Linked DNA regions of Mus musculus: all the other regions are linked to region 2. A link is a loop called in an ENCODE intact Hi-C map of the cell type or tissue named here. Cell type or tissue: heart. All regions are shown on one strand. Each heading gives the region's core, and the rest is flanking DNA. Links, peaks and the distances in the headings are about the cores only.

Evidence for each region. Peaks named below come from ENCODE experiments on the same cell type or tissue, not always from the same donor. Only the 100,000 strongest peaks of a DNase experiment are listed, where the experiment ranks them.
Region 1: it touches region 2 in a loop (2.3-fold over the local background); 2 of 42 quality-filtered maps call a loop at or near these places.
Region 3: a loop joins it to region 2, with 2.2 times the contacts of the local background. A loop is called at or near these places in 2 of 42 quality-filtered maps.

The regions. Positions count from the first base shown.
Region 1 is chr1:98,346,488-98,357,368 of GRCm38, forward strand. No RefSeq gene overlaps it. Among named protein-coding and RNA genes, the nearest start is that of Slco6d1, 69 kb to the right of the region's middle. In heart, for the core only: a CTCF peak has its summit at 4,001 (motif pointing left); no DNase peak of the experiment used is centred there.
Region 2 is chr1:98,273,957-98,284,837 of GRCm38, forward strand. No RefSeq gene overlaps it. Among named protein-coding and RNA genes, the nearest start is that of Gm29461, 110 kb to the left of the region's middle. In heart, for the core only: a CTCF peak has its summit at 5,928; no DNase peak of the experiment used is centred there; H3K27ac peaks cover 1,420 bases.
Region 3 is chr1:97,969,983-97,980,863 of GRCm38, forward strand. Pam (peptidylglycine alpha-amidating monooxygenase) reads right to left here. Exons shown (of 26, transcript NM_001357127.1): 2 at 6,875-7,277; 3 at 5,803-5,923. The coding sequence starts at 6,975. Among named protein-coding and RNA genes, the nearest start is that of Gm31771, 64 kb to the left of the region's middle. In heart, for the core only: CTCF peaks have their summits at 6,235, 7,080, 7,290 and 8,451; a DNase peak (open chromatin) is centred at 7,209; H3K4me3 peaks cover 3,561 bases; H3K27ac peaks cover 3,693 bases.

The DNA of each region.
Region 1 (10,881 bases), core at 2,024-7,023, 71 kb after region 2:
CCATGCATCCTATCAGATCACTATGGACTAAGGCTGATCTTCAATAACAGCATAAATAATAGAAAACCAACATTCATGCGGAAACTGAACAACACTCTACTCAATGATACCTTGGTCAAGGAAGGAATAAAGAAAGAAATTAAAGACTTTTTAGAGCTTAATGACAATGAAGCCAAAACATACCCAAACTTCCCATAGGACACAATGAAGGCAGTCCTAAGAGGAAAACTCATAGCCCTGAGTGCCTCCAAAATAAACTAGAGAGAGCATACACTAGTCGTCTGACAGCACACATAAAAGTTCTAGAATGAAAGGAAGCAAGTTCACCCAAAAGGAGTAGATGGAAGGAAATAATCAAACTCAGGGCTGAAATCAACCAAGTGGAAACAAAAAAGAACTATTCAAAGAATCAACCAAACCAGGAGCTGGTTCATTGAGAAAATCAACAAGATAGATAAACCCTCAGCCAAACTAACTAGAGGGCACAGGGACAGTATCCTAATTAACAAAATCAGAAATGAAAAAGGAGACATAACAACAGAACCTGAGGAAATCCAAACATCATCAGATCCTAGTACAAAAGGCTATACTCAACAAAACTGTAAAACCTGCATAAAATGGACAATTTCCTCAACAGATACCAGGTACCAAAGTTAAATCAGGATCAGATTAATGATCTAAACAGTCCCATTTCCCCTAAAGAAATAGAAGCAGTCATTAATAGTCACCCAACCAAAAAAAGTCCAGGACTAGATGGGTTTAGTGCAGAGTTCCATCAGACCCTCAAAGAAGACCTAATTCTACTACTCCTCAAACTATTCCACAAAATAGAAACAGAATGCACTCTACCCAGTTTATTCTATGAAGCCACATTTACTCTGATTCATAAACCACACAAAGATCCAACAAAGAAAGAGAACTTCAGATCAATTTCTTTTATGAATATTGATGTAAAAATACTGAATAAAATCCTTGCAAACCAAATCCAAAAACATATCAAAATGATCATCCATCATGACCAAGTAGGCTTCATCCCAGGGATGCAGGGATGGTTTAATATATGGAAATCCATCAATGTAATCCACAATATAAACAAACTCAAAGACAAAAATCACATGATCATCTTGTTAGATGCTGAGAAAGCATTTGACAAAATCACCCCTTAATGATAAAAGTCATGGAAAGATCAGGAATTCAAGGTCCATACCTAAACATAATAAAAGCAATATACAGCAAATAAGTAGCCAACATCAAACTAAATGGAGAGACTGTGGAAGCAATCCCACTAAAATCAGGGACTAGACAAGGCTGCCCACTTTCTCCCTACCTATTCAATATAGTACTTGAAGTCCTAGTCAGAGCAATTAGACAACAAAAGAAGATCAAAGGGATACAATTTGGAAAGGAAGAAGTCAAAATATCACTATTTGCAGATTATAGGATAGTATATGTAAGTGAACCCAAAAATTCCACTAGAGAACTCCTAAACCTAGGGGCCTTATATCCAATATATATATAAAGAACTCAAGAAATTTGACTCCAGAATACTGAATAACCCTATTGAAAATGGGGTACAGAGCTAAACAAAGAATTCTCCACTGAGGATTACTGAATGGCCAAGAAGCACCTAAAAAAATTCTCAACATCCTTAATCATCAGGGAAATGCAAATTAAAACAACCCTGAGATTACAGCTCACATCAGTTAGAATAGCTAAGATCAAAAACTAATGTGACATCAGATGCTAACAATGATGTGGAAAAGGAAGAACACTTCTACATTGCTGTTGGGGTTGCAAGTTGGTACAACCACTCTGGAAATCAGTTTGGCAGTTCCACAGAAAATTGGACATAGTTCTACTAGAATATCCAGCAATACCTCTCCTGTTCATAAACACAGAAGATGCTCCAAATTGTAATAAGGACACATGCTCCACTATGTTCATAGCAGCCTTATTTAGCAAGAAGCTGAAAAGAACCCAGATATCCCTCAGCAGAGGAATGGATACAAAAAATGTGGTGCATTTACATAATGGAGTACGACTCAGCTATTAAAAACAATGAATTTATGAGATTCTTAGACAAATGGATGTATCTGGAGGATATTATTCTAAGTGAGGTAACCCAATTAAAAAGAACACACATATTATGCACTAACTGATAAGTGGATATTAGCTCAGAAGGTCAGAATACCCAAGATACAATTTGCAAAATATATGAAACTCAAGAAGAAGGAAGACCAAAGTGTGGAAACTTTGATCCTTTTTAGAAGGTGGAACAAAATACCCATTGAAAGAGTTACAGAGAAAAATTTGGGAGCAGAGACTGAATGCATGACCATCCAAATACTGCCTCACCTAGGAATCCATACCATAAACAACCACCAAACCCTGACACTATTGCAGATGCCAACAAGAGCTTGCTGGCAGGAGACTTATATAGATGTCTCCCGAGAGGCTCTGCCAGTGTCTGACTAATACAGAAATGGATGCTCATACTCACCCATTAAAGGAAGCACAAAGTCCCCAATAAAGGAGCTAGAGAAAGTACCCAATGAGGTGAAAGGGTTTGCAGCCGTGTATGAGGAACAACAATAATACCTAACCAGTAACCCCAGAGCTCCCTGGGACTAAACCACCAATCAAAGAAAACACACAGAGATACTCATGGCTCTAGCTGCATATGTAGCTGAGGATGGCCTAGTTGGTCATCGATGGGAGGAGAGGCCCTTGGTCCTATGAATGTTCTATGCCCCTGTATAGGGAAATGTTTGGGCCAGGAAGCAGGAGTGGGTGCAGGGAGCAGGGGGAAGAGAGGAGGATAGGGGGATTTTTGGAGGGGAGACTAGAAAATGGGATAACATTTGAAATGTAAATAAAGAAAATATCTAATAAACAAAGAAGAAATTGTCATTTACTAAGCAGATACATTTCTATTCCATGGCAGTTAATTAATAAATAATGTCCCAGTGGGTAAATGTGATTGCCATTAGAGCTGACCTCCACCTGGAGAGCTTATGTGGAGGATATGTAGGACAAACCAATTCCTACAAGTTGCCATCTGACTTCCATACATACACTATGACATGTGCAATAAGACACTCTCCCCTCCTCCCAAATTAATGAAATGTCAGAAATAGACAGACTTGAAAATTAAACATTTCTTTAGATTAACATTTGTAAACTGTACTTACAAAGTCTATTATTTCCTAAAGAAACAAATAACTAATCAGAAGATTTAAGGCTTGAGTAAGAAATTAGTAATCAGTTGAGAGAAAAATTCAAGTATTCTTTAATAATCAAACACCTTTCCTTCTAAGTCAAAGCTTATATAAAGAGCTCATCCTGTTCTAAGGCCATACACAGATAAGTATTCTTGAGACAAAATTTCTTGAACAGGTATTTCAATGATCTTCAGTCTACCTATTCCATCATCAAGTTTATGTGCTTATGGTATGAGAGGCTTAAAACAGTTTGCAGAGTATTTGTATAGGTGTGAGAACAAGCAAAAGTGTTGCTCTCTTGTGTCAGGAAGGTTGATTATTATCTGGAGATGAGAAGCAAAATCAAAAGTAAAGGAAAAGAAAGGAAAGAGACAAAGGAACATTCTCTAGGTGATATAACTGTCTGTTGGGGCAGGAGAGGGATGATGAGAGGCTCTTGAGCTGTGGGGAGGACAGCTGCTCATGTAGTCAAGGCATCATCATTATTGATTATTGTATTCAGTTTCAAACCATCTGTTGCCAAATACAGGCACTTGTAGTCCCATTCTGTCTTGTAGCTCCAGTGTGGGTTTTGTACATAGTTAATTTTTCGTGTATTTCAAAGGAAGGGACAGCTTGCACAGATGGATGATACTAGAACAAAGAAAAGACATTAGACTCTTCTGGTGATGGTTCTTTTGTCTAAGACAAGGTTATTCATTCATATTGAACTGCTTTAAATACTTGGCTGTGGTATGGCGAATATGGTTTCAAAACTAAATACCGCCATCTGGTGGTACAAAATCATCGCATTAATACCTAGAAGGTATTTCTAGAATTTTATTTCCTTCTTCCATTGTTAGTATCTTCAATGGCGTCATGATTTCAAATAAACTGGCTGATATAATCACTAAGCAAAAGAAAAAAAAGTACATATTTAAGACACCAATGAACATTTTGGAATGGGTCTCTCTAGATTCAATTATTTAGTAACAAAATTTTCAATCCAAATTATGTTTGCATTGAGAATGGTTGAGAAAATATGCAAAACCAGGGATCCAGTTTTGTCTTAGGCAGTTATGCAAAGCAATTTCCTGGTATTTGAGGCTATTATTTATACTATAGTCACAAAAAAGAAATCAGACCCACCTGTGGAATCGAGGACTCGTCCTGTGGATGAAAAACAAATCTACTTCCTTATTAGCTATGCTTTGGTTGATTCAGTGTAAACTTTCCTGACCTATGGAATTCATTTGTGTTTGAAGGGCAGAAACCTAGACTTTGTGCTTCTTTTCCTTGCATTTTCTATGCAGGAGACTTTGAATTTAACAGGGCTGAAACTAGAAACCAGTATCAGCAGAAACCTGTATTACTTCTCTGTATATCCTTCCCCTCCTATCTAGCTTTTCTATTTTATAAAGACTAAGGTACATTTTAAGAGAGGTTATCAAATGTGAAGTGTTTCCAGGCAACAGACCTAGTCCCTGTTATTTTTTTATTTTAGTGATTTTTATCATTCTCAAGGGAAACAATATACATCTGGCTAAAAGACAATGTTTAATAAATTTTGAATTACATCAAAATGAAGAATTCTTTTTTTCCTTATAGCCCTCGTAAGAAGAGGTTTTAACCAAAATGGAATTCCTAAAGAGCTAATCAGCTGCAATACCTCCTAGCTAAAATATTTTAATAGTTTCATAATTAAGAATTTCTTTACAGGTCTATTCCTGGATCATCTTTACTCACATTCTCAGTAATTTCTCTGCACGAATGCACATTTGCATATCAAAAGACAGCAACATCCTCACACACTCACACCCACATATCCCCCACACCCACATTCACACAAATTCTCTCTCACATGTACTCACTCACTCACACACACACTCACACACACACGCACACACACACAGAGAGAGAGAGAGAGAGAGAGAGAGAGAGAGAAAGAGAGAGAGACATAGTACTCATCACACAAGACTATGAATACTATGTGACATCCCACAGACCAACACATTATGCAGCCTTTAGTGAGTAATAGTTGACCCCCTCTAATTATTGGTTGCTCCCATGGAGGCTCGATGCCCAGTGTAGGAGAATGCTAGGGTGGTGAGTTGGAGGTGAGTGGGTGGGTGGGGAGCACCCTCATAGAAGCAGGTGGAGGGGGGGGATGAGATAGGGGGGTTGTGGAGGGAAAACCAGGAAAGTGGCTAACATCTGAAATGCAAATAAATAAATAAATAAATAAATAAATATTTCAAGGCAACAAAAAAGAAATTATTGTTAAAAGCATCAATGACAGACAGATGATATTGATTATCAAGTTCTAATATACAACCTCCTTTAGTTACCAAGGGCTTCAACCTACTCTTACCTCTCCCTAGTCACTCATTAGGGACAGCCAAAAGATGAAGTTCTAATAAATGCAATGTAACTGAACAAGATATGTGATAATTTTTTTGTTTTTTGTTTGTTTGCTTGTTTGTTTGTCAGAAAAGTATTTGCTGGGGTTTTTTTTTGTTTCTTTTTTCACTCTTGTTTCTACTATCTGGGACCGGGTGACAACTGTCCAATGCCCTTCAATTTAGAGATGTAAACTAATGATGGCTTGGCAGCTCTGACACATGGGCCATGCAGAGATGTGGAGACCAAGCTGGCAGCCCACACTACTCCAGATTGTCATGTCACAGAAACACAAGGCTGTCACTCAAGCCCCTGTGTTCCAGGTGTTTCTCATAACAATTCTGTCTGCATTCTGATATGTTTTCAAAAGCAATCCCTATTCTATGGCGTTAAAGCTTTATTCTTCCAGTCTCTACTTGGAAAATAGTTTCCATTTGCATTATGTGCTAGGACTCAAGCTGAATATAGGTTATGGGAAGCACTGAAATATTGCTTCTATGATGAACTAAAAGGACACAGAAACCTAACTGCCTACAGTGTTTAAATCATTACAAAAGTAAACAAAACAGCTCCATAGACTGTTCAAAAACAAAACAAAACAAAACAAAACAAAACAAAACAACCTCATTTCTCAAAACTGTCTCTGGCTTTTAGCTTCTTCTTCCTGCATGTTTTGTTTTCTTTTCTTCCTACATTTTTACCAGTCTTCAGCCTCATGTTCTAGGACAATCTTCACCTTAAATGTGTGGGGATGAAAGCAGTCCAAATAACAGTGGCTAATGTTTAGTCTGGCCTTTATCACCTCTCAGATCTTTGCACTTAACTCTGTAATCGATTGCTCATCCTTCATTCCTCCCACAAACACACTTTAGAAACCTAAATGGTATGTCTCTCAGAGACTCCAAAGATCATCTGCTTTCCTGCTTGGCCACAATCTATATACAAATCCAGTACCTTGTTGCCTCACCTGCTTGGTGGAAAGCCCATCACTCTTCAGTGACTACCCTCAAATATGATTCAGAGGCTGTTTTTCTACTTGTACATTTTTTATCAGTTGGCTCTCATTAATGTCATTGAGCTGTATTTGTCCTCCAAGCCAGTCCTATGCCCAAGGTTTTCAGATGATAAAGTCCTAGATTGTTTTTTTTCTCTGCCCTGGAGTCATTAGGTCAACAGTAGCAATGACCTAAATTAACCACTGTTGATGAATGACTTTCAATTCAACTAATATATTGTCAATATGATATATATGTGCTACATATTATAATACATAATAAATATATATACATAATATGACATCTGTATACTCATGTATATTTATTAATATGTACCATAATTATTAATATTTTAATATAATATATTTTGTATATAATATATAAATATATAGATACGTATTTGGCATAGGTCTCACATAATAATATATATCATATATATATGTATATATATGATATATGCCAAACATCAGGCCTCTGAGGACTTATCATTGGCCATTTTTTAAAAATCTGAGATTAAAAGCAGACAACATCATCAAAGAGATTAGAATTTTGACTCTGCTCTAAATTAATATTTTTATTCTCTCTTATAACTTTTGTTGTATATTTTGTAAACTATGTTTCTGTCACTTGATGAGGCTAAGTATTCACCTCTAGGTTTCTACGTGAACATGGAAAACTAATGAATGGTTTCATTTTACAGTAAACTTTCATTGAGGGATGGGCAAACAATGTAAGCTAAGCTTCAAATTATTTATAGAGATTGAATTGCTGCAAGAAAGAGATTTTAATATTTTCATATGAGATCAAAAACACTAAGGCTTTAAACCTGGGCATTCAAATGGCCAAGTTTTGGCCAATAAATATCTAACTAGATGGAACTTTTGATGTGGGAACAAGGAGAGTAGTTTAGACTGGAAGTATTAAATGATTACCTTTTAATGAAAGGTTTATTGGCATTGGATGTAAATTTGTCAGCTGTTATTTTCCCACAACAACTCTGGGTTGAATAGTTTTCACAAGGATGGACAATCTAAAATTACTATGTAGTTATTTGCAAGAGAAAATAAAATAATAACACAACAAATAAAATGATTGCCAGATGTTAGTTGTATCTGAAATAGTTTTTATTAAAGAAATTGTTTATTTATTTAAACAATTGAATATTTTCAAGCAGAATTTTTAATTATGGACCTTTGAATATTTCATTTTTTCCAATGTGGATCACAACAGTATCTATCTATCTATCTATCTATCTATCTATCTATCTATCTATCTATCATCTATCTATCTATCTATCTATCTATCTATCTATCTATCTATCTATCATCTCTCTACCTATAGTTTTAAGATCAGCACCAAATGGTGTGCAATCTTATTTTGTTGAGTTAAACTTGTATATGCTTTTTTTATTGCCAAGTTGAGCTATAAGCAATATAATCCAATATCTTAAAACAAAGCAATATAGTAGGGGTATAATTTATTTTGGAAGTAATACTGAACCAAGATTTGGCTTGTCTAGTCCTACTCAGTACACACACACACACACACACACACACACACACACACACACACACACACATGATTGTGTACACATGCACGCACACATGCACAAACCCCCTCACACACAATATTTATGTAGGTAGTATGTATGTATATGTGATTCTAGACAGCTGTCTTTGAAATTGAAATGTAATGAATCTGCATTGATGTGTAATGAAAATATGTAAAATGTGCATTAAATGTCTATGAGTTAGTATTTGAAAAGAGGGTTTAAAATGTCTCAGTAATAATCTTTCAAATATTTTAAAACTTTTTTTGTTATGTAGTCTGTATCTCTTGTGAGGAACACTGTCAGCCAAGTTGCATAACTTCATTTAAGATATATGCATAGAAATTTGTATACATATACACTTATACACATATTATATTCAAGTTTAGGTAAATACAAAATAATGCAGGCTTTTGAATATCCTTAGTAATATTTGTCCTTCTTCCCTACACCACCTCTCTATATTGCTCCACCAACTGATGAAAGTCCCCTTTCACTTCCCCCATTTTATAGCTCATATCAACTGTATTCTGCTATTCTTTCTAGTATCCAGGCTCTAAGGTTAATTTTATTTTTTTGGTTTCTATGGTTACTATAGGTTATAGATGAACATCTAAAGATTTAGAGCTGGGACCCACAGATGAGAGAGAACCCATTTGTCTGTCTAGATTACCTCCCAACAATGTCTTCTAGTTTCACCCCTGCAAATTTCATGGTTTCGTTTTCATTTACAGCAAGACAGTATTCCATAATGTATTTGGACTACATGTTCTTTTTTCACACTGACTTCTAGAGTGGCTGTATCAGTTTGCATTCTTATCAACTGAATGAGGTTCCCCTCTCCTCACATCCCATCCAACATTTATTGTCATTTTTTTTTCTTTATCTTGCGATTCTGACTGGGGTGAGTTAAATCTCAAACTGGTTTTTATTCACATTTCCTTAATCGCTAAAGCTAATGAACTGCTTTTGAGGTTTTTCTTAGTCATTTTTATTTTATTTTACTCCCTGTTTATCCATAGTAATTTAGTTGGGTTGTTGGTTTTATTGACTCATTAGTTTTTTTAGATTTTTTATATGATATTATATATTAATCATCTGTCAGATGTTTAGCTAACAACAATTCTCCACCATTGGGGAATATATTCTTCACTCAATTATCTTGTTAGATGCACAGAGCATCTTTAGTTCTATAAAGTCTTGTCAGTGGATGGCCCTTATTACTGTGCAAATGGAGGTTTTGTTTTTTTGTTTTTTTGTTTTTTTGTTTTTTTTCCCAGAAAGCCCTTTCATACACTGTATCTTGTAGGGTACTGTCTATATTATCCTTAGCAGTTTTAACATTTCACATTTCAAATTGTGCACTTTGATACACTTGGAGTTAGTTTTTGTGTAGGATGCGGTGCATGGGTTGTATTTCATTCTTCTACACATAAATATCCAGTTTCCCGTACAGCATTTCTTGAAAATGACTTTCCTTCAGTATATGCTTTTGACCTTGTTTTCACATAGAAATTGGCTCTACCACAACATACCCAAACTTATAGGACACAATGAAAGCAGTCCTAAGAGGAAAACTCATAGCTCTGAGTGCCTCCAAAAAGGATCTGGAGAGAGCGTACACAAGTTGCTTGACAGTACACCTAAAAGCTCTAGAACAAAAGGAAGCAAATTCACCCAAGAGGAGTAGATGAAAGGAAATAATCAAGCTCGGGGCCAAAATCAACCAAAAAGAAAACAAAAAGAAACAAAAAGAGCTATACAAAGAATCAACCAAACCAGGAGCTTGTTCTTTGAGAAAATCAACAAGATAGATAAACCCTTAGCCAGATTAACTAGAGGGTACATGGACAGTATCCTAATTAACAAAATCAGAAATCAAAAGAGAGACATAACAACAGAATCTGAGGAAATAAAAAAAATCATCAGATCCTACTACACAAGCCTATACTCAACAAAACTGCAAAACCTGGATGAAATGGACAATTTTCTAGACAGATATTACATACCAAAGCTAAATCAGGATAAGATTAATGATAAATAAATACTCCCATATCCCGTTAAGAAATATAAGTAGTCATTAATATTCTCCCAACCCCCCCCCCAAAAAAAACCCCAAAAACCCAGGACCAGATGGGTTTACTGCAGAGATCTATCAGACCTTCAAAGAAAACCTAATTCCAACTCTCCTCAAACTATTCCAGAAAATAGAAACAGAAGGTACTCTACCCAATTCATTCTATGAAGCCACAATTACTCTGATACCTAAACCACAGAAAGACCCCAAAAAGAAAGAGAACTTCAGACCAACTTCCCTAATGAATTCCGATGCAAAAATACTCAATAAAATTCTTGCAAACTGAATCCAAGAACACATCAAAATGATCATCCATCATGATCAAGTAGGCTTCATTCTGGGGATGCAGGGATGGTTCAATATAGGGAAATCCACCAAAGTAATCCACTAGATAAACAAACTCAAAGACAAAAACCACATGATCATCTTGTTAGATGCTGAGAAAGCATTTGACAAGATCCAACACCCATTCATGATAAAAATCTTGGAAAGATCAGGAATTCTAGGCTCATACCTAAACATAGTAAAAGCAATATACAGCAAACCATGAGCCTATATCAAACTAAGTGTAGAGAAGCTTGAAATAAGCCCACTAAAATCAGGCACTATACAAGGCTGTCCACTCTTGCCCTACCTATTCAATATAGTACTTGAAGTTCT
Region 2 (10,881 bases), core at 3,189-8,188:
TTCCAAAGTGCCAGGAACCAACAGTTTTAAAATTAGGTCTGAGTGCCAGGTGTTAACACAATAAACATTTATGGTTGTATTATGAGTGCCAGCTGTATCTCTTCCTGTCTTAATTAAACCCTCCTCTTGAGCTACTTGTGGGGCCTCATCCTCTCCATACTTATCCCAGAACATAACACCCTGCTTATCCAAGAAGGACACACAGTAGACCTTGGAAGGTATGTAATCTCAGCGCTATTTAAGGAATGGCATGTAAGGGTCTGCTGTGGAAATTAGCAGTTTGAGGACAAGCTGCATCGAGAGCATCTCTCTCTCTCTCTCTCTCTCTCTCTCTCTCTCTCTCTCACACACACACACACACACACACACGCACGCACGCCTTTTAGAACAAGAAGTAAACATGCCACAAACTTGTCAGACAGGAAGCAGGATGAGTTTTTGCTATAGTGATAAGAAAATACATCTCTAGGTATTTTTGGCACAGGACTGTTAAACTTCTCAGGCTCTTAACTGCTTATCCAATCGATGTCACTTATGACACCAGAGGTAATTTGAGTGGAGTGACATGAAGAGTTAGTAGACCAGCAATTCATTTCTCTTTCTTATTACAAAGCCTTAAATGGTAACAGTTTTGTCTCACATTTACCAAGACTCAAAGATGAGTGGCACTCTTATTTCTATCTTCTCCAGTTTCAACCCCCACCTCAGCATTAATCCACAAGAATGACAAGGTTATGGAATTTTATCTATTTACTATGAGATAAACGGTTTCAAGTAGTTGAATAATTCCATCGAGTCTATAAAGGTGATAGGGAATAGTGTTGTGCTCAGGATATTTTGGTTTTGATTATAATTATCATCTGATTTTATATTAATACACAATAGCATATTGATAGGTCATGTGTTGCATGTGTTTCAGATAGTTAATTTTAACGTATATGTACATGTGTAGGGTGTGTTGGGATAGAAACAGCAGATTTCTGTAAAGTTCTACACAGTAAATTCCAGGCTAGCTAGAGTTACATGTTGGCATACTTCCTGAAAACAGAACAGGAAAACAAATAAACACACATATGTCTCTCCATTAAATGGTGGATTCTTAAGAAATTGAAGAGAGGTTTCATTTTATTCACCACGAAGTTTGGCAACAATCAGATGCTCAGCCAATGAAGGAAGCATTTTCAGTTCTAAAGAGAAAGTAGTCTGCATGCTAACCACGCAAAAACCATACAATCATTATTCCAATAATTACCACGGAAAGATCCAGGTTTTTTTTTTTTTTTTTTTTTTTTTTTTTTTTTTTTTTTTTACTTTTAGTTAATGAAAGGGGAAATAGAGGTCTAAGGAAGGAAAAAATATGCTTGGTCTCATAGAGATAGGCAAAGCCAAGACTTAAAACCAGGTCTGCATAAACTATAAAGTGGAGATTTCCAGTTAACACAGATGCAAAACAAAACACACATGTTTTCCTAACAAAAAAGGGTGTAGTCATAAAGGAAACTGCTAGTTTGTAAGCTAACAAAGAGTAAAACACACTATAGAGACAGGGCTTGGTAACACTAAGTCTTTCTTTATAGGTCTTTGAAAGCATATGAAGCTGAGATTAGAAAGAATGTTGGAAACTTGGTCCTTTTAATACTTGGTCATTCCAAGACAACAAGAGACTTAAAGATAGTCAGAGTTATTTTTCTATAGAACACAGGTCTCAGCACAATAGTCTTCTAACTGACAGTGTGAATCTGGAAGCTTGGGCTGAGTCAGACTTGAGTGTTCTGGAGTATACTCCGAGAAAGCAGAATGAGTCAGCCAGGGAAAAAAGGCATACACTGGGTTTTATTAATGGAAAATTTGTCATTGTGATTCTAATCAAAAGATTTAAAAGGAGAAATGGGAACATTTCAGACTTTATTTTTAGTCTTACAGTTTTTAGAGATTTCTCTTGGGGCAGACAAAGGAGAGAGCTGTTCAAGAGATACTGTCTTTTATTTTGTTTCTCCTTGGAGCACTGTGAGACAAGACTTCAAGAGCAAGAAAAGATCATTCAAGCACAACCCAGGAAAGAGAAGAAATGGGGTGGATAAATAAGGCAGGAAGGAAAGGAAGTGACAAAGTTTGTTAGGACTTGAGTTATTGACCTACTAAACTACTATGTTCCCATCAACTTGTTGCTTGCATTGGGTATGCTAAACTCTCATTTATTAGAAGAAAAGTGTTTCAGTGAGTGATCTTGGGCATGAAGAAGTCCTGAGGATTACGGGTAGAATCAGTGCAGACTACTAATAAGGAAGCAAAAACAGTCATTCTGAACAATGACTATAGGACTTTGAAATTTGCAGAAAACTTTTACAACAGATCCCCAACCTGAGAGTCATTCTTCCAATCATCCAATGAAGTGAGAACACACACCATCATTCTGATGTTAGAGATAGGGAACTTGAGGCACAGAGATTTTTGGTATCTTTCTCATGGTCACAAAGACTAGAAATAACACAGCTAGAGCAATAGTTAGTTTTTAGCTAAAAGACAGTGAAACTTTCTCCTAGGGCATGCATAATTTTGTGGTCTTAGGTACTTGTGGTATTTTGCCAAGACATAAGGACTTGAAATTAAATCTGCAGTGGGGTTTTGAGTCCTAGCTTCATGTTGGAAAGAAGCACAGATAAATGATAAATTAAGAAGTGGCTTTATAGGCATTCAGCTTAAATGTAAAGATAACAAAGATAGAGGAAGTAATCAGAAGAGGAAAAAAGGGGATAAACATGGATGGAATGTTCCCATTCTTTTTCTTCTTTAATGACTTCAATTACAAATGTCAGATAATTAACTCACTGTCAACTGAAGTTTCCTACATCATTTACTATGTGGAACTGAGTAGTGAACCCTCTGTTTAATGTTCTCTGATTGAGTCTCTGGCACAGCATGAGTGTACTTATTCAATTTTTGTATAATGTGTCTTTGACAAGATTCTACTTTCAAGCAGTGTATGTCATATCTAATATGAGATTTTGAAAGTTTCTTTACTTATTCATTTTAGTAGTGCTGTGAAATACTAATTACATAAATCTACAAGTTACATTTGAAAATATTTATATGCCTTGTCTATTGTTTTTCATATTGGGGACCTTCAAACAAGGCCACCTGAGATTCCACCTTCTCTGGAAGATTATGATATAAGGGTAGTGCTCAGATTTTGGCACAGAATATGTCATATAAATTATTATCTTTATAAGCCAGGCCATTGTCTGCCAGGAAGATTTTTCTAAATTCTTTTGTTTTCTCTGTTGCCATATGAACAACAGAATTTCTTATTCTCTGCTATTAATAAGCTGTCATAGTCACAGCTAAATTGGAGATTGTAGACTGCATCACCATGGAGATTAGATTCAGCCTAAAGGATGCTGTGATGGAAAGAACTCTTCCTTAACATCACACAATTAAGTAAAATAAATAAAAACCCACATTTCTCTGGAGTATTTTGGAGATGAAAAGGAGAGGACACATTTAATGGTCTGCCCAGATGATGATCCCTTACTTGGACCTGGGCTAAAGAAGCACAGTTGTATTCACAAGGATGCTACAAAGATAGAGAGACTCTTATTTCCCACACTATTGAAAAGAGTGCCCTGTGCTCACTCAGGTTAGAGTCACAGTTAAATAAATGTTGTGCTTTCAGTCATGCTCATGTAATCAGGCTCTGAAGGTTAAGTTTTTCCAGTCTGTTCTTTTGTTGTTTAGGGGCTTTACAGTACAGTGCGGGAAGGTGGTGTTCTAGCAAGTGCTGCCAATTAGATGGCCAGGGACAAGACTGAGTAGGAGTCAGGAAAAAAAGACCTCTGAAAGAGTCCCTGATATAGATGCTTAGGAAGCCAGCACTCATGACCAGAAATATTACGTGAGCCACAAGAATTGGACCACAAATTACAAGTTCACCCAATGTCTACACTGGAAGTCTCAGGTAAGCTGGGATCCTCTAAGGAGAAGAGGATGAAAAGTGAGAATAAGGTGCCTACAGTTCCTCAGTGGCATAAGCTATGTAAACAAGGTCTCCAATTCCTCTGATCATGAACTCATTCTCCATAATGCACATCTAGGAGAGGGGAGGTGGGGCTGAAGAGATGGCTTAGAGTCTAAGAGTGGTTGTTGTGTTTTCAGAGGTCCATGGATAGCACTGAGGCTCATAGCCTTCTATAGTGGGATCCAACTCTTTTTTCTTGTTCACAGACATACATCCAGGAAAACACTCATTTACATAAAATACATAAATAAATACATCTTAAAAGAAGAAGAAGGAAGGTGAGATTAAGAAAAAACATAGTCCATTTTTGAAATAAGTATCACTTACAAGAACTATTTGAATTTTCCGTATTTTTTAAAGCTATGAGCAGTGGTATATTTAGCTGACTTTTTGCCTATCTAGGGGGGCAGTGGCAATGGGCAGTTCATAGAGAGATCATGTTAGGTAAAGGCAGCACGAAGACATTACAATTTGCATATGGTTTAACATTTGTCATTCTGATTTACCCCTATTCCTTAACACATCAACTCTCTTAATCCTTAAAGATGGGGACTTTGAGTTTGCGTTTCCCAAATATACTTAATTCTATCCCTGCTATAGTTGCTTGTTTTCTCTTTGGATGTGAGTATGTGCATGTGGATTTGAGTATCTGCATTTGTAAGGCTGCCAGTGGATGTGTGTGTGTGTGTGTTTGTGTGTGTGTGTCTATGAAGCCAGATGACGATGTTGGGTGTCATTTGAAGGAATATTATCTATATCGTTTAACAGGGATTTCTCATGGGCTGAACCTTACAATTACACTAGACTGACTGACCATCAATCCCTTGAGTATATTTATCTATCTCCCTAGTGCTGCAATCCTAAACCAATGCTACTACCAGCACCTTGACTGGTGTTGTTAAATGGTCTAAGGACTAGATTCTGGTTTTCAAGCTTTCATAACATATGTTTTCCTAATTCCTCTGTCTTGCCTCCATTTCAGAGAGAAGAGGGGTGGGAAACTGTCTAGATAGCCTGGGCTAGCCTAAGCCTGAAACTTGAGAGCCTTCTTCCTCAGCCTACTTGCTAGGGTGCTGTGCACTGCCACTTGGTTCTATCTCTGCAGTGATTCTAACCTGTCCCTTTCATGGACTTAGGCTATAACCTAGGGCTAGATAGTTTTATTCCACTTGGAGAAGCTGCTGTCTCTACAGTATGGCTTCCTACCTCAGACTACCTATTGACATTGGACACATCATTTTTACCAGAAAGCATGACACATCTTGCCATTTTACTGTTCTGCATCTTTGAAAAATTTCCAGACAGGGCTTTAGTTAACCAACATGACTTTTTAATGTCTCTGGAATGGATATGCCCACTTTGTGCCTTCATTCTGGCTTTATCTTCTGGAATGCACTTCCTTTCCATCTGTCTGACTGGGTATAATTGGCAAATCCAAGCTTTAAAGAAATTCACCCTTTTTTTTTCTCCCAATGTCTTTTTCTGGCATACTCAAGCCAATATGTTATGTTTATGTGTGCATTTGCCACCACTATCAGTTTTTGCACAATCAAGGTCAGATGGTCCTATCATCCCTCCGACACTGACCTTTGCCTTGCATCTGATTTATGTTCCAAACATAAGTTTTTCTTCTCTCAAGGGTTAAGAAGACAAAGTTCCTTTCCAGTCTTTCCAACTGTAGCACCTAATTAGTAATGATAGCAGCTTTGCCATATTTACTCTACATGGATAGTGGATGATTTTGAGAGGTACAAATTAGGTATAAATAATTTCTTGCTTCATGTATCACATCTCTAAATGTTGCTGATAAGTTAAACAGAAACATGTAGAAAGGCATTATGAACTATACTAGTTGCAGCCTGTTGCAAATACTATAAATACCTGAAGAGGGCTCTTGAAGTCTGAGATAGTTAAATGGGACAAGCTGTTCCTGCTAGATTCTGTAAACACATGGTTTAAAACAAAACACGAAATCAGTGCCCCATTTGTACTTGCCTAGTTCTCCATTTTAGTAGTTCTTTATTTTCTCACTGCTTGAGAGGAAACAAAGGAAAACTTATGCCACTGGAATTGAACTTTCAGATTTTGACTGTACATGGTTTTAATCTCATGTTTTTCCCTGCTCTGATTCATTGTGGCTTGTATACATTCTGACGATGAATGCATTTTAAACCTGATCTATATCCCCTGATTTTAGAGTTGAGGATCAATACTGGACTTAACAATTAAAAATATTTAGTGTTTTTATTTTTTTAAATCTTTAACTGTATGTGGAATGCAGACTTTCCTTTATCGTCTGTAATCTGTAGCCTGGATTCCAAGTGCTCTGTGTGTTTTGTATCTAAATTATGAGTTCTTTCCTTTTAGTTTATCTTTGTGAAGTTGAAATGTTGGTATGGGCAATAAAACAGAACTTTTAACAGTTCCCATGAACTATGAGAGGACAGAGTTGGCAGACGAATAAGTGCTATTTGCTTTGAGAGCTTGCTCATGAAGCTTAGCACAGGGTCACACTTAAGGCAAAAACATCTTCCCTCTCTATGTAGCGTTTCTCACTGCTTGTTCCTTTTTACAAACAGTATCTAAAAGCCAAAGCTTCACTAAAGAATCTAATTTGAGAATTATAAACTGAACAGAGCAAAGGACATCTTCTATTTCAAATGGAATTAACTATTGGCACCAGGGACAGCACAGAGGGAAGCAATTTTAATCAGAAACTCAGGGCGAGCCAGCTCCAGAGTGATTGTTGCACATCAGTAGACTAAACAATGGAGAAATGGACAGTCCTGCCTAAATGTGGATGAGAAAATGTTTGCAAAGCCTAAGCAGAAAGCTTTGCTACACGAGGTTCAGCTAGCTAGATTATAGCAGACTTTCCCTCCTATATTCCTATTCTATTGGAAGGAGCGGTGGGAGGTGCTGTTTCCTGCAGCCCCCACCTTCCTCTTTTCTTTTGCAAGCATTGACTGATAGCCTCTCACATCTCGTTTCCCTCCATTTGGTTTATATGCAACAAGGTGACTGTTTCGGGGAGCTGCATGAGTTAGTGTGTTTATTTGTTAGAACCGATGGGCCTTGACCTCATAAAAACTGTGTTGGAATGATACAAACATAACCGTTTTCAAATCCAGCAATTTTACAGCCAATTAAAGTACTCTTTAGAGAAATCCTTGTGCATCTTACCAAACTAGAAGAGTCAGTGTGTTCATGTGATTGAAAAGTCCCTCTTCTGTTCCTTTTGCTGCTGCTGCTGCTGTTGTAAGGCTTAGGAGAATGGCCTGGCCAATAGTATATCTGCAAACAAATATTATAGGCAGCTACTCTATTGTGTTTTGGTTACAATATTACTTAGATATCTTTCTTCTTTATGACTGTATTTAAGTAACTAGTTGCTTACTTTCTGAAATTTACATTTCATCTCACTCCTTAAATCTAGTGAGGAGAAATGTAAGCTAACGTGATAAACATTGTTTCTGATACACTAATTAAACTGACTTTTGAAAAGATGGCTTACATGTCTATCTAACATGTTTCATTGACACCATTGCTATAGTATGTAATTTTAATGTAAAATAGCCTTCTTTGCAGGGAATCCAGCCTGCTGCTGAATCTTTAAATTTTCAGTGTCTGTTGTCATAGTAACCAGAATTGACTCTGGTACCCACTGTGTTCAACATAAATTAATTTAAAGACATAGCATTTGAAACAGTTTAGTCAATTTTAACTATGTATCTGGCTAGGTCTTGGATTTCAATGCTACTTTATGTTTAAAATGTCATCATATGTGTTGCTTTTGTGCTAATTAGACATATTTGTGGGGTTCAATGTCTTAAATGTGATTTAAAAAAATGCTGGAAAACTGGTTCCTGAGTTGCTTGTGAGATGCAAGGTTTTAATAATGCAAAGGGTATTTCTTCTTTGAAAATACTGCAATACTGCTCTCTGTCTTTCCAGAGTACACTGACGTTATGTAGATATATGGGCTTGATATTATCCAAATAAATCCTCATTTTGTGTGTGGACAAAGATCTCTCAGGACTGTAGTGTGGTAGTCATCCAAGGAGAAGGAACCTCGCTGTATTTTGTTACTTTTTATGCTTAATCAGCCCCTATTAGGCTGAGGAAATGGATTTTCTCATTAAATAATTTTAACTTGCTTGACATTATTTTCCCTGTAGCCTTTGGTGGTTTCAAGAATGTAGTCCATGAGCTGCTTGCTGTTCAGTGAGGGCTGAAGGTATCTGTTTTTCCTCCTCTGACCTAGCCAACCATTACAGCAAGAGCTTCCATATTTGTTTAATGAGCAGTGTATGGTTCACTTTATGTTGTTATTAAAGTAACTATATGAACTAAAGTAGAATGCAAAGCGTGGTAGATATTGAGACTTAAGGGATAGAATAGAATATATTTAAAAAATTTTAAATTAGTGTGCCACTTTGTGCAAACATAGGCCATGGCACAGGTGTGGAGGTCAAGGGACAACTTGTAGAAGTCAATTTTTTCTTTCCAACATGTGGGCTATGGGGATTGACCTCAGGTTGACAGGTTTGCCAGCAAATGCCTTTCTCCAGTGAGCCATCTGACTAGGCTAACAGTATAGATTTTTTAATAATACATTTGTGTTTGATAGTCAAAAATATTACTAATATTTTTCAGCAACATAACCTAATAAGAGATATTATGTCTTATTTCTGGAGAATGACTCTCAATGCACTATCAAGTCTTATGTCATATTTTTCTAGTCCCAACAATATTATGGCAACTATATAAAAAATAAAACATTTTTAAAAATTATCTTCCTATCAAAAATGAAAGTATAGTTTTCTGTGACATGGTTCCAGGTCCTCTGGACCATCTAATGTTGACATGAAGTTATCTGAATCATCATCTTTCACTTGGGATTTCAAATGAGAAATGAGCTTGTGGAAGTTCACTTTCATTTCTTTTGAAGTTAGAAAGAACTCTGTACGTGAAATATTTAGAATCCCAGTTTCATACATAATAATAAGCTGCTGCATCAGCATACGAGGTTTATCTGAATGAACTGTTTCCTGCTATGATGTGGTGATAGAAAGTGGAACAGAACATTTAGGTAGAGATTGAGATTGACCACAGCTCTGTGTGACTCATGCCAGCCCACCAGACAGTGGCACTGATGATACAACAAGACCTAATGTAACTTCACTGCTCCTATTTGTTCTGATATATATATATATATATATATATATATATATATATATATATATATGTGTGTGTGTGTGTATAGTCAAAATTAGAAAGTTTAAGACATTTCTTTATTTGAATTAAATCCCATAAACTCTAATGAGTATGTTATCACCTCTTATGTTAAATTTTCTGTTAATTGCTAGATGTAAATTTGAAAATTTATTACTATATTCACTTGAAAACATGTTTTATGTAAGCATAAGAGATACTCCATAATAAAAACATATGTATTATTATTTTATTATTATTTAATTATGTTTCATAATTAAAACAATCATAATTTAGTGTGGCAATTTGACCCTTATACTAAAGTTGTTATGGATATTATCTATACTATTTATGATGACCAGAGGAAGTGACAGGTAAATTTAAGAATAGGCTACATTGTCAAGTTTCATCCGGTCCACTCCAGCACCAGGGTGCCTTGCCCGCAGAGTCTCTGGACACCCGCAAGGACCCACACAGGATCCCCCATGGGATCTTAAGACCTCTGGTTAGTGGAACACAGCATCTGCTCCAATCCAATCCCACGGGACCTGAGATTGCATTAATTAAGGAAGCAGATAACCTGGCCTGATCAGGGGCACAAGTTCCTTCTGGTCCACTCCAGCACCAGGGTTCCTTGCCCGCAGAGTCTCTGGACACCCACGAGGACATACACATGATCCCCCAAGGGATCCTAAGACCTCTGGTGAGTGGAACACAACTTCTGCTAGGAGGCAGGTTCAAACACCAGATATCTGGGCACCTTCCGTGCAAGAAGAGAGCTTGCCTGCAGAGAGTACTCTGACCACTGAAACTAAGGAGAGATCTAGTCTCCCAGGTCTGCTGATAGAGGCTAACTTAATCACCTGAGGAACAAGCTCTAACCAGAGACAACTATAACAACTAGCTTCAGAGATTACCAGATGGCGAAAGGCAAATGTAAGAATCCTACTATCAGAAATCAAGACCACTCACCATCATCAGAACACAGCACTCCCACCCCACCTAGTCTTGGGAACCCCAACACAACCGAAAATCTAGACCCAGATTTAAAAACATTTCTCATGATGATGGTAGAGGACATCAAGAAGGACTTTAATAACTCACTTAAAGAAATACAGGAGAACACAGCTAAACAGGTAGAAGACCTTAAAGAGGAAACACAAAAAAACCTTAAAGAACTACAGGAAAACACAACCAAACAGGTGATGGAATTGAATAAAACCATCCAAGACATAAAAAGGGAAGTAGACACAATAAAGAAAACCCAAAGTGAGGCAATGCTGGAGATAGAAACCCTAGGAAAGAAATCTGGAACCATAGATGCCAGCATCAGCAACAGAATGCAAGAGATGGAAGAGAGAATCTCAGGTGCAGAAGATTCCATAGAGAACATCAGAACAACACTCAAAGAAAATACAAAACGCAAAAAGATCCTAACTCAAAATATCCAGGAAATCCAGGACACAATGAGAAGACCAAACCTACGGATAATAGGAGTTGATGAGAATGAAGATTTTCCACTTAAAGGGCCAGCAAATATCTTCAACAAAATTATAGAAGAAAACTTCCCAAACCTAAAGAATGACATGCCCATGAACATACAAGAAGCCTACAGAACTCCAAATAGATTGGACCAGAAAAGAAATTCCTCC
Region 3 (10,881 bases), core at 3,546-8,545, 300 kb before region 2:
AGCTTTATGGCAGTCAGTTTTGTTTACCTCTGACATGACTTATCACGGAAGCATGAGAGGTAAGAGACAAGAATGGGAAAGGTATCAGGAAAGATGAAGGGTTGTGGAGGTCACTTTAAAGGACTTGGTTTAAGTCTCAGTGGTGTTGGCAACATTTGAAGTGTTGAGAAGGGTGACATGGCCTGACTTCTGCTTTAATAAGATCCTCATGGCTGTTGTGTGGAGCATACTCTAGGGATGTATAGGTACAAAAGAGGCCAGTTAGAAATGTTATCATAATAGTGCAGAAAGAACACATGATTCTCCATAGGGATGGGAGAGATGGCCGTGGTGAGGAGGTCTGGATGCTGCTGTGTTTGCTGACGACACCAACAGAATGTACTGGCATACTGCTTATGAGCCACGAGCGAGAATGTCATGGTGATAAAGATGCTAGTGTGTTTTACCTGGAAAAATTATATAGCAGGGATCACTACTTACTGAGATGGTTGAAGCAGGAAATGCAATGTTCCACATAAAAGAACTCAGGCACACAGGATCATTTAAATATAAAAATACTGAATACGAAGAAAAACAGATTAAGGCACTGCGAACCCTGCACTGATATTTGTATTCTTCCTGTTCTGTAAGTCAGACAAGGTTCATGAGACACCAGAGGTTAAATCAATTTATTAGCCTAAATGACAGATGCAGTTGTTTTGATCAGAGACAGAGAAATTGCAGTCCATGAGCTGACTGGCTGTTTTCACAGATAGAACTCCATATCGGAATACAGCCAAGCCTTCCTTTCCATGTTCTCTATAGCTGCTTCCTAAGTACAATGGTCAAGAGGCTGTATACCACATAAGGGACAGCATTTACTATCTGACATGTTAAGAAATAGTTTGCTGAACTATGCTTTATATTTAGATAGGATTGGTGGAAAATTTGGGATAAAATAGGGTAAACTTGCTTCTTAATGTGTCTTTTAACAATTAGGGGATGAGAAGTGACTGAAGGAATTCAGACCAACAGCCTTTCTTCTTGCATGGAAGTGTTTAAGAAGAGCATATTTGGTGATTTTGGATGGACTCAGCAATCTGTATTTTGTTTAACAAAAATAATTATACATATTTTTATAAGTATGTATAATTAAATATGCATACTTACATAAAATAAACAGCAACATTCTCTGTTACTGTGAATTAGTCATTGTATATGATTGGCCGTTAGACCTCGGTGTATGAGGTACATGGCTACTTTGTCTTTTTGTAAGTTGTACCATTGATAATAGCTAAATTTCTCCTTACATCAACCGTTAACAGATTTGTAGAACAGAATTATAAAATAAACATTCGTTTCAGATTCAAGTTAATATGAATCTGAAGTTGGGTTCTATTTACTGGACATTTGGCTGTGGTCAGGTTATTTTAATCTCTCTTGGATTCAACTTCTTATGCAAAAAATAGGACCTTGAGTAGGATTTTTATGTTATTTAATGAGACAACGGTTATAAAGTATACAATAATAGTAGTCTACAGTAAACACTCAAACACTCAAAAATATGTTCTCTCTCTGAAAAAATGCTTAAGAGGAACAGAACATCGTAAAGAACCCGAATCTGACTGAGAAAATTGACAGTCACAAGTTCGTCTTCTACTGCACAGATGTTTGCCGATCAATCACTGTGGCAAAAGATTCAATTTTTAAAAAAGGAAAATTACAATTCTATAGCCTTCTCTTAAAAATGTACATTAATTTTAGTGTATGAGTGTGTGTGTGTGTGTGTTCCTAAGTATATAAATTCAATCCGCTTACCCCGTGTAATGTTCCTTTGTTTTCAGGACTGACCATTGCTGCTCTATCCCAGGGAAGATATTTTTCAGGCTCTCCACTCTCCTTAGTTTGTCCTCTAGTTTTGTTTGTTTGCCTGTTTGTTTTTTTGTTTCTTGGTTTTGCTATTCGTTATTGAGGACTGAATACAGTACCAGGCAGACACAAAGCAATTACTGGACATGTAATTCCTGGGAATCTACTTGAAGAGTTTTGTTTTGATTATATGAGGTACATTAAAGGCTGAGACAAACAAATGAAACCGTATACTGGAGGTTGGTGAGGTGGCACAGCGGGTGAAAGGTGCTTGCCTTACAACCTTGACGATGAGTTTTACTGCCAGATTCTACAGTGGAAAGAAACATCAATTCCTGAAAGTTGACCTTTGACTTCCACACACATTCACCCCTCCTCTGCTCTCCCTCTCCTCTCCTCTCCTCTCCTCTCCTCTCCTCTCCTCTCCTCTCCTCTCCTCTCCTCTCCTCTCCTTTCCTCACCTCACCTTCTGTCTCTTCCTCTCCTCCTTCTCTCCTCTCCTCTCTTTTCTTATTTTCCTCCTCCCTCTCATCTTTTCCCTCTCTCATACACATACTATTATAAATAAAATAAAAATTAAAAATGATATTGTAATAGAGTCCCTGTTACTTTTCCTAAACAAACTGGTTCAGGTTTAATGGAGTAATTTTTAACAGGCATTCATATTGGGAAGAACCTCAATGCAGAGGCCTGACGCAACAGGGTGTGTTTTAGCAAAATAATAATCTAGGATTATACTCCATCTGTGCAATCAGTTGGATGTCCTACTATGTGAATTATGCCTAATGTCTCCTCCTCCTCTATTATAATCTGCTTACCTTCCTATCCTAGCCTACAGTCTTATTTCTCAAGCAAGAGAGTTCTGTCAGTCTTATCTCTGCCCCACACATTATTTCCAAAACAGAAGCAGTACTTCCTAACGTCTAGACTGAATGATGTATTTCTTGGACCTCTCTGGGCTATTGACACCACCGTCTTGCTTCTCCATTGTGACTTTGCATGAATTCTGTTTCACTTGTTGAGCCACAGCCAATAGGAAATCTCAACGTACTTACCAGCTTCACATTTCCCTTTCTTCTTGCCCTTCCTTGATGTAAAAAGTGTGCTCTTACCTTTGAGATAGCATTGAAAATGTAAATGAGGAAAATACCTAATTAAAAAAAAAGTGTGCTCTTCTTCATATTCCAGGTATTCTATATTTCCCCCATTTATTCCTATTCTCCATCATTTCATTTCCCTTTTAAGGCTTGTACCTGTCTCACTCAGCCCCCACTCTCCCTCTCCCTTTACTTTCTTCATCCTAACATTCTTCATTCTATCTTCCTCTTCCATCTCCTTTCTGCTGACCCTTGTCTGTGTGAGCTCTAGGTTTAGCCACATTGTGAGGCAAAAGTGGTTGCTTTCTTCCACACACACACACACACACACACACACACACACACACAAACATACCTACAGTCTCACACCTCTTCGACCACCTTATCAAGAGTGCCACGGTGAGGAGGAGAGAGGTTTTCTATCTGGCCGTCATGGGCAGCCTGTCATGTTTCATGAATGCTTACAAGGTGCATCATCTGTAGGTCAGCGGGGAAGCAGGTCAAGGGTGCTGAGGGAATGTACTGAAACATTCTAACCAGGTCAAAACTGTTTCAGAGCACCTGAATCCCCCCATCCAATCGCAAGTCGCAGTTGCAAGCAAGACCAACCTCAACCCAGCGTGAATGAACTAGGCTAACATAAGCAATGGTGCCAACAAGACTGAGATCACCGGGAACATCCACTGGGTCAGCCTCTCTACAATGTGTTCTGTTATACTATTCTAGGTACACCATTCCCATAAGGCTAGTTACACCAGGGCTCCATGCTTGCCACTTATACAAGAGAAAGATACATTCTTAGCAAAAGTCCTAATAGTTGATTGGACTACTCTAATACACATATCTTTTTTGCAACCAATCACCATGGTAGGGAAGCCAGATCCAGCCATCTGCTAGTCCTGGTTGGTTTATGCCCCCTCTTGAGTTGACTCCTGGGAACCACATGGTCTTATAGAGAAAGAGCAAAGAGGAGAATGATTCAGCTGCAAGGCAACCAACAAATGGCCACCACACGAGCCAAAGTCCTGGGCCTGCAGTGCAAGACAAACAGCCAGCAGTTTAAGCCCTGCATGCTTTCTTTCCACGTAAGATTCTAAAATTGAATAAAGATTTAATTTATGAAAACGAAGCTCTCCCACACTTTTTTTTTTAAATTAACTCTTCTGGTTACTCTTTCTGAGAGTAGTGGTTGAGACAGAATTGTCTACTATTGTTACTCAATAATAAGAATAAAGGAATATTTTCAAATAGCTCTAATTGACTATTTGATTAAAACGATGATGTTCTTGTGGGAAACGTGATATAAGACAAGTTGTCTTTTAGACTGTTTTAGACAGAAGCTGGGCATTCTTACTCATTCCTGTCTCTCATGCAACGAGGAGATCGAGACAGGAAGAGTACCAGGAGGTTTGGGGTAGCTCACAGTATATAGAGGGAAACAATCAAAGAAAGAAAGAAAAAAAGAAAGAAAGAAAGAGAGAGAAAGAAAGAAAGAAAGAGAAAGAGAGAGAGAGAAAGAAAAAGAAAGAGAGAAAGAAAGAAAGAGAGAGAAAGAGAAAAAGAAAGAGAAAGGAGGAAAGAGAGGAAGGAAGACAGATGACCAATTAGTGATTATTTTGTATAAAAAGAAGCAGCAGCTAAGTTTAAATAAATACAGTTTAAAACCACATTTTAAAACTGAGAACAAACAAACAGCTAATTTCTTGGGTTGGGGACTATGGCCTTCGTGCTCCGGTTTTAGTGTCGTTGTTAAATACTAAACAAGGTGATTACAAAACTCAGGGCCAGGACAGAAATAAAATGTACAGAAGAGGTATCTGTCTGGTGATGTGGTCATGCAGAGACAGTGTGGGCCATGTCCTTCACAGCTCTACAGTAGTTACAGATAATCATACTCAGGTCTTCAAATACTGTCAGGTATTACCCTGACGTAAGAGGCCTATGTATTTCCTAGAGCTTCTGGTTGTCCATTTCAAAAGTCGTTTTTCCTCAACAAATAGAATACTTTTATTTTCCCAGTGGTACAGGGGAAAAAGAGGAAATCAAATCGTGCATTATCTGTAAGACTGAGTCATCTGTCAGCTCTCCCACATCCAGGCCTCCCACCGTCCACAGCCCTTCAAAAAGCACAGGGCTATCTTTTAATGACATACATAAATCCCCGCACTGCCAGGCTGCAGAGCGTAATTAATTCTGGCCTTTCATGCTTAATGAAACACCTTGTACACACACGGCAGTGGCACTGTTAGCTTCTTGTGTGTGCTAAGACATGGGGTGCCTAGCAACCTTGTTCGACTTCACATGCTCTGCGACACGTCTGTGTGAGCACTGCTGTTATCTCTTCAAAAGAGAGCTCTAGAAAATTCGTTCTGCCACCTGTGCGAATAGTTCCCTTAACTTTCCAGACCGTGGAATGTTTTATTTTTCAAGTTCTTGGTATTAAGCAAGATTTTCTACCTTAACGGTGGCGGCTTTGGAAGCATCTTTTAAAGACACAGTAATCTGGTGGATGCAGCTGCTCAGCGTTATTCCCTTCATTAGAACACTTTGCCTTATCGTAACGCACATTTAGGCGCTGTATTACAGAGGACATTTCTCCATAGAGAGTCTCAAAACATAGATTTTTTTAAAGTTTCTGTTTGAGTCACAAATAACAAAGTGGGTAATCTTTTCATAAGCCTAATTTAACTGAATATTTTCCCTTGAAGTCTTACCCATTTGACAGGACTCCAGCCTCACCTGGAAAGTCTGAAAGCAAAGAAGTTACCACAGCTATACACGCAAATGCCTTGCTTTACCTTTAATTCTAGACATTGCGCAGAACAGGTGAAAAATAAAAGGACAGAATTCCACGCACCTCTTTAGGTGTGACCCCAGGCATGCGAATATCCAGTGTAAAATCCGAAGAATCAATAGGAGTGATGGGTCTGGTGGTACCAAGGCATTCATTGGAAAATGATCTGGTAGTTTCTTTAAACCTTAAGGAGATAATTTGAACATCCTTGAACATAATAGGGAGGACAGAAATAAAGCCTATGTCCTTAAGTTTAAGGATTAATAATATAGATCTAATAAAAACTATAAGATGTAATGGCTCTGTAACAATCCTAACTCCCAGAATCATGTTATTGTCTATGAACAACTTATAACCAATTTGTAAGCAAAATAAAGCCAAAAGAACTAAGCAGGGTATAAAGTTCGACCCAATAAAAGCTTATACTTCCATATTTATTTCTACTTAATGAAGACGTTATCATCCTCACATCCGTGCTAGTTTTCTAGTGGCAAGACTGTGAACTGTAACCCCGTGGCATTTTGTCAACTATGAGCGTCCAACATTACTAATCGGAAATAAACAACAGAAAACCCTAAGCACAGCCTTGCTAGGTACAGTTAATTATATGAGGGCGAAATAAAGACTGCGATGTGAATTACAAACGTACAAGTACATAAATATTTCATATGGTAATTACGAGGTGCGTGTATACAGCTCGATATTTCCTAGTGAGCTATTACAGCCAATGATCTTCTCCCCACCACCGATCTATCTTGATATTTTATTCCTCCAGCTGTTACATATAGGAAGGCATTCAAGTCTAAACAACTATATTGCAGTTTCTGAAATATTTCTCCAAGAGGGAGCGATTAGTTCTGGAAATCACAACTTCTAATTGGAGTTCCGAAAGCCAGGGTAGCAGCTTGGCTATAGGACGATTGAGTGGGCTTTAAATGCAAGGGGCACTTCAGGAGAAGTTACTGAGCTAAAATTGGAAGACGTTTTGGGTAGAAAAAAATCAGCCTTGTAGAGTTTTTTTTTTTCTTCCAAGAACCAGGTTACTTCAAGTGACTACATTTCTAAGGAGCATGCACAGAACCCACCCCAACGTCCTTCCTCCAGTCTAAAGAAAACAAACAAGCCAAACACGCACCTCTTAAAGACAGAAAGTGGGCTTCTGAAGGCCAGGCAGCTGCTCTGCAAGGCGAGCAGCCCCAGCAGCAGCAGCAGGCGGCTGCGGGCGCGTCCGGCCATGTCCGCGCAGGACCGGGGCAGCGGGCAGTGGCCGGGCCAGCGGGAGGGCAAGGCTGGCGGCCGCAGCTACTTCATGGCCCCAGGCGAGGGCGATGCGCGGCCAGCCAGGTCCGCTCCGTCCGCTCCGGACGCGTGGGAAGCGGCGCTGGAGTCCGCTCCGCCCGCCCGCGGGAGCCGCCCGCCCTCCAGAGCGTCCGGGAGCCGGTGCAGCCACAGGGCTGGATGAGCAGGGTCCTTATCGCTCACAACGCCAGGGGCTGTGAGGGCTATCGCGCAGACCCGCGTCAGTCATCATTCGGAACCTGCAAAAATAGAAGCCGATAATGGATGACTAACACATTACAGCATTTGTCCTCAGCAAATCCCAGCTGAGGTTCCTTAATACACGAGGAGTTTCACAAGCTTGCGCCCAAGCCTGGGGAAAATGCTGGTCTGTTGATCTCTCTCCACCCCAGCGACAAGCCCCAGTGACTTCACAGACCCTGAGCAAAGCCCCTGTCCTGCCTTAGCTTGCTCTTCCTCCCCTCCACCCACTCAGGGTTTGTTTTTGTTTTTTGTTTTTTTGTTTTTTTGTTTTTTTGTTTTTTTTTTTTTTTATTTTACTGTTCCGATTTTTACCTGGTTCTTCACCCTGCCTTCCTTTTCTATCTAGTCCACTTCTCCGGGTTTCTTTATCACTCTCTCATCTCATCAAAAAGAAAGCCATGCTCCAGATCTCCGTTCAATGTAAACAAAGTTATTCACTCAAATCATTGACTAAGGCACAAGGAATAAACCAGAGAGGCGAAGACAAAGCACTTAGAGACCACGATAATCGGGCAGAAAATATGAGAACAAAGGCATCCCATGTACAAGCACAGCGGGGCTACAGAGGAGAAGGGGTAGAGAGAGATACCTTCTGCCTGCACAGACATCTCTACATAAGCAATTGCCCAAGTTCTCAGCATTACTTTAAAACAAATTAAAACCCTACAGTTAACAAACGCGCCTTGCAAAGGCCCATTAAAAATCTGGCATCTAATATACAAATCAATAATTTCTTCCTGTTGTGGTATGTATCCCCAAAGATATCCTATCCTACATAAAGTTTAGAAACTAGTAAGAGAATTAGAAAAAGGTGGGAGAGGAGTGGGAAGGGTCTCAGCCATCCTCCAAATGAAGTATATCTAGAAAGACTATGGTCAAGAACTTCATATTAATATGAATAAGAGAGATGAGGGCTCAGGGAAGGATACCTCAAAACTATGGCAGATTTGTTAAGTTGAATAGTTTTATGAAAAGGAAATTAACAACCTTTAAAAGAAGGTGCTAAATCAGGGTCCTCTTATGTTTCTTCCTCCTCTCTACACAAGCATTGTGTTTCTCCAATACGAATATTCAGCTGCAGAAGGGAACACAGCTGTCTTCCACGCTCAGCCTGAAACCCTACTATCTCAGTATGGAAAACAGAAATGCACCCCTACTGGACAGGTTCCCATGACCAGAACATAGCCCAGGCACACACAAATACCAAAGGGGTGATTTTTCTGGGAGGTGATTTTCTGGAGCCTTAATTAAAGCCAATAAAAATGTGCAGTCTATATTTTGCAAACACCACCTCCCTTACAGAAAAAAAGTGGCGTGTTTATGAATATTTCTGGCTAGTGGGAGAGTCACAATCCTATCTTTGTCCACTATACTGTGCTTTCCCCTCTTCCCCAAGTGTTTAAGTTTGTATGATTTTTCCCTGGGCTAATCTTTGTCAATATACTCAATGTGAACTCCTTCAGGCTTAGGGGAAACTTCCCTCTGTTGTCTGCAGAAGCCACACAGAATATGTGACATTCCACATACAGCTCAACTAAGCTAAATCCTAGGACTTCAATAGGCTAAACTCTAAATAATCAAACATAGACTTGTCTGTTGAGCTGAACATTTTTCAGATTAGGAATTAAATCTGAAAATGATAGTTGGCATTAATTTAAAATATTTCAGGTACATTGTGAAAATAACTTCTATAAAATAGAGTTCTAAATGCTTAATCCATATTTATAAATATGGCCCAAAGAATATCAAATCAGTTGATTTGATGAATAACAGTAAATAACAAAAGTCAGGAGCTGGGGACAGTTACTTTATGGTACAGTTTATGCTTAGCAAGGAAGGGGCTCTAAGGTCAATTGCTAGTACAAAAAATGAATGATAGTTCAATAATTTAAACATTTTCCTCAATAATATGTTAGCTTCCAAATTTCCCTCTATAACTCATGGTATAGTGAAGCTTATGCCGTGTGTGTGTGTGTGTGTGTGTGTAAAAACCAAGAACATAAATAAACATGAATTGTAAACTGAATGATATTCATCATGGCCAGCACTATCTAAGTTAAATACCACACACCAAATATATAAACAAAAATTTAATGTTCAACTACTTCAGGGATGCTTGAGGCTCGCCAGCACCCAAGGACCACAGGTGATCTGCATAAGCAATGGTGTTTTTAGAAGACTGTTAATGTTTGTTTGAACTTTTGCCTTTGGCTCCCTGTTTGAAATCAGCAACAAAAACCTTGAGATGTCCTTATTCTGGGTAAAGGAAAAGGCCTCCTGGGGATGGGGACATTAATGTTGAAGGCTACACCAGTGTCTTAGTGCCCAAACAAGTACAGTCCTGTCCAGTGACAATGGAGAACATTCCCTGAAATTCTCTTTTGAAAAGTGTATATATTAGGAAAGGAATTCTGTTCCATTCAGAACAGGGTTCAAGGACAGTCCTTGCTTGAGCTGCAAGGAGGCTTGGCCTTAAACAAAATACTCGAAAACAAACTTATTGTTAAAATTCTGTAACTGGAGCACACCCTTTAGTACTAACCTTGGAAATAAAATTCCACTGAACTCTTTGATTGCTTTTATTACCTTTGATGTCCCTAAAGCATCCACTTAAAGAGAAGAGAAGAGAAGCTGTGGGCAGAAGCCCAGGTGGTATTTGTAACCATAAATACAATACCTTTTACTATAGAACTGAAAGCGAACTATGGTTCTTAAATCTTTCAAAGATGCGATACACATTATAATACTATAATAAATATGTTTAACCACTACCACTTCATTTTTATTTTATTATCCTTATTAATGTAGGATATAGAGGATTCCAGTTTTTTTCTCTCAAGATGTTTAAAATTCACATTATATGTTACCATGACAATGCTTTTATTCATTCAAAACTACTTAATTTTGTATAATGCACAAAACACTATGATCTGTGTTTGGGTTTGTTCATATGACTAACACTAAAAGGAGAAGGTAAGTTACTTCGGAGGTAAGAACTTCACACAACTGATGGAAGCACTAGTCTCAGAAAAGACCATAAAAGCACCTCAGACATCTGAGAAAGGGAAGTGTCTTCAAGATGGTATGAACAAGAAGAAATGTTAGATGGCAACTTCAACAGAAGGCACAGCCTGAGCGTGCCTGGTATAGCAGACAGCAGAAGCCAAGGAGCCCAGGTGGGAAAGAGGACATGATGTGTTTGAGATGCAGTAATAAAGACTGTTTCCTAGAGACAGCCAGCCCGGGCACCCTATTTTATCTGCAATATAAAGCACATATACTGTTTATACATCCATAATTTCACCAGGCAAGGACGGTTTCCAGTTTATGGGTTTTAATTCTGGAAGACGATCATTAGGGAGTAAGTTGGGGCTGCAGCAGAGGACCATAAAACTACCTGGGGTCACTTTCACTGCTTTTATTTAACAAAGATAAAAGGAAACCCTGAAATCTGCAATTGGTTAAAGACTCAGAGAAGCACTTTGACCATTTGTTCATGGATTAGTATACTCCATGAGAGATGGGGAAGACTGTGGCAACTGAGTAGCTGAAGGAAAACTGTCCGGTGGGTGTCTAGCTCTATCTGCTGGAGTGAGTACA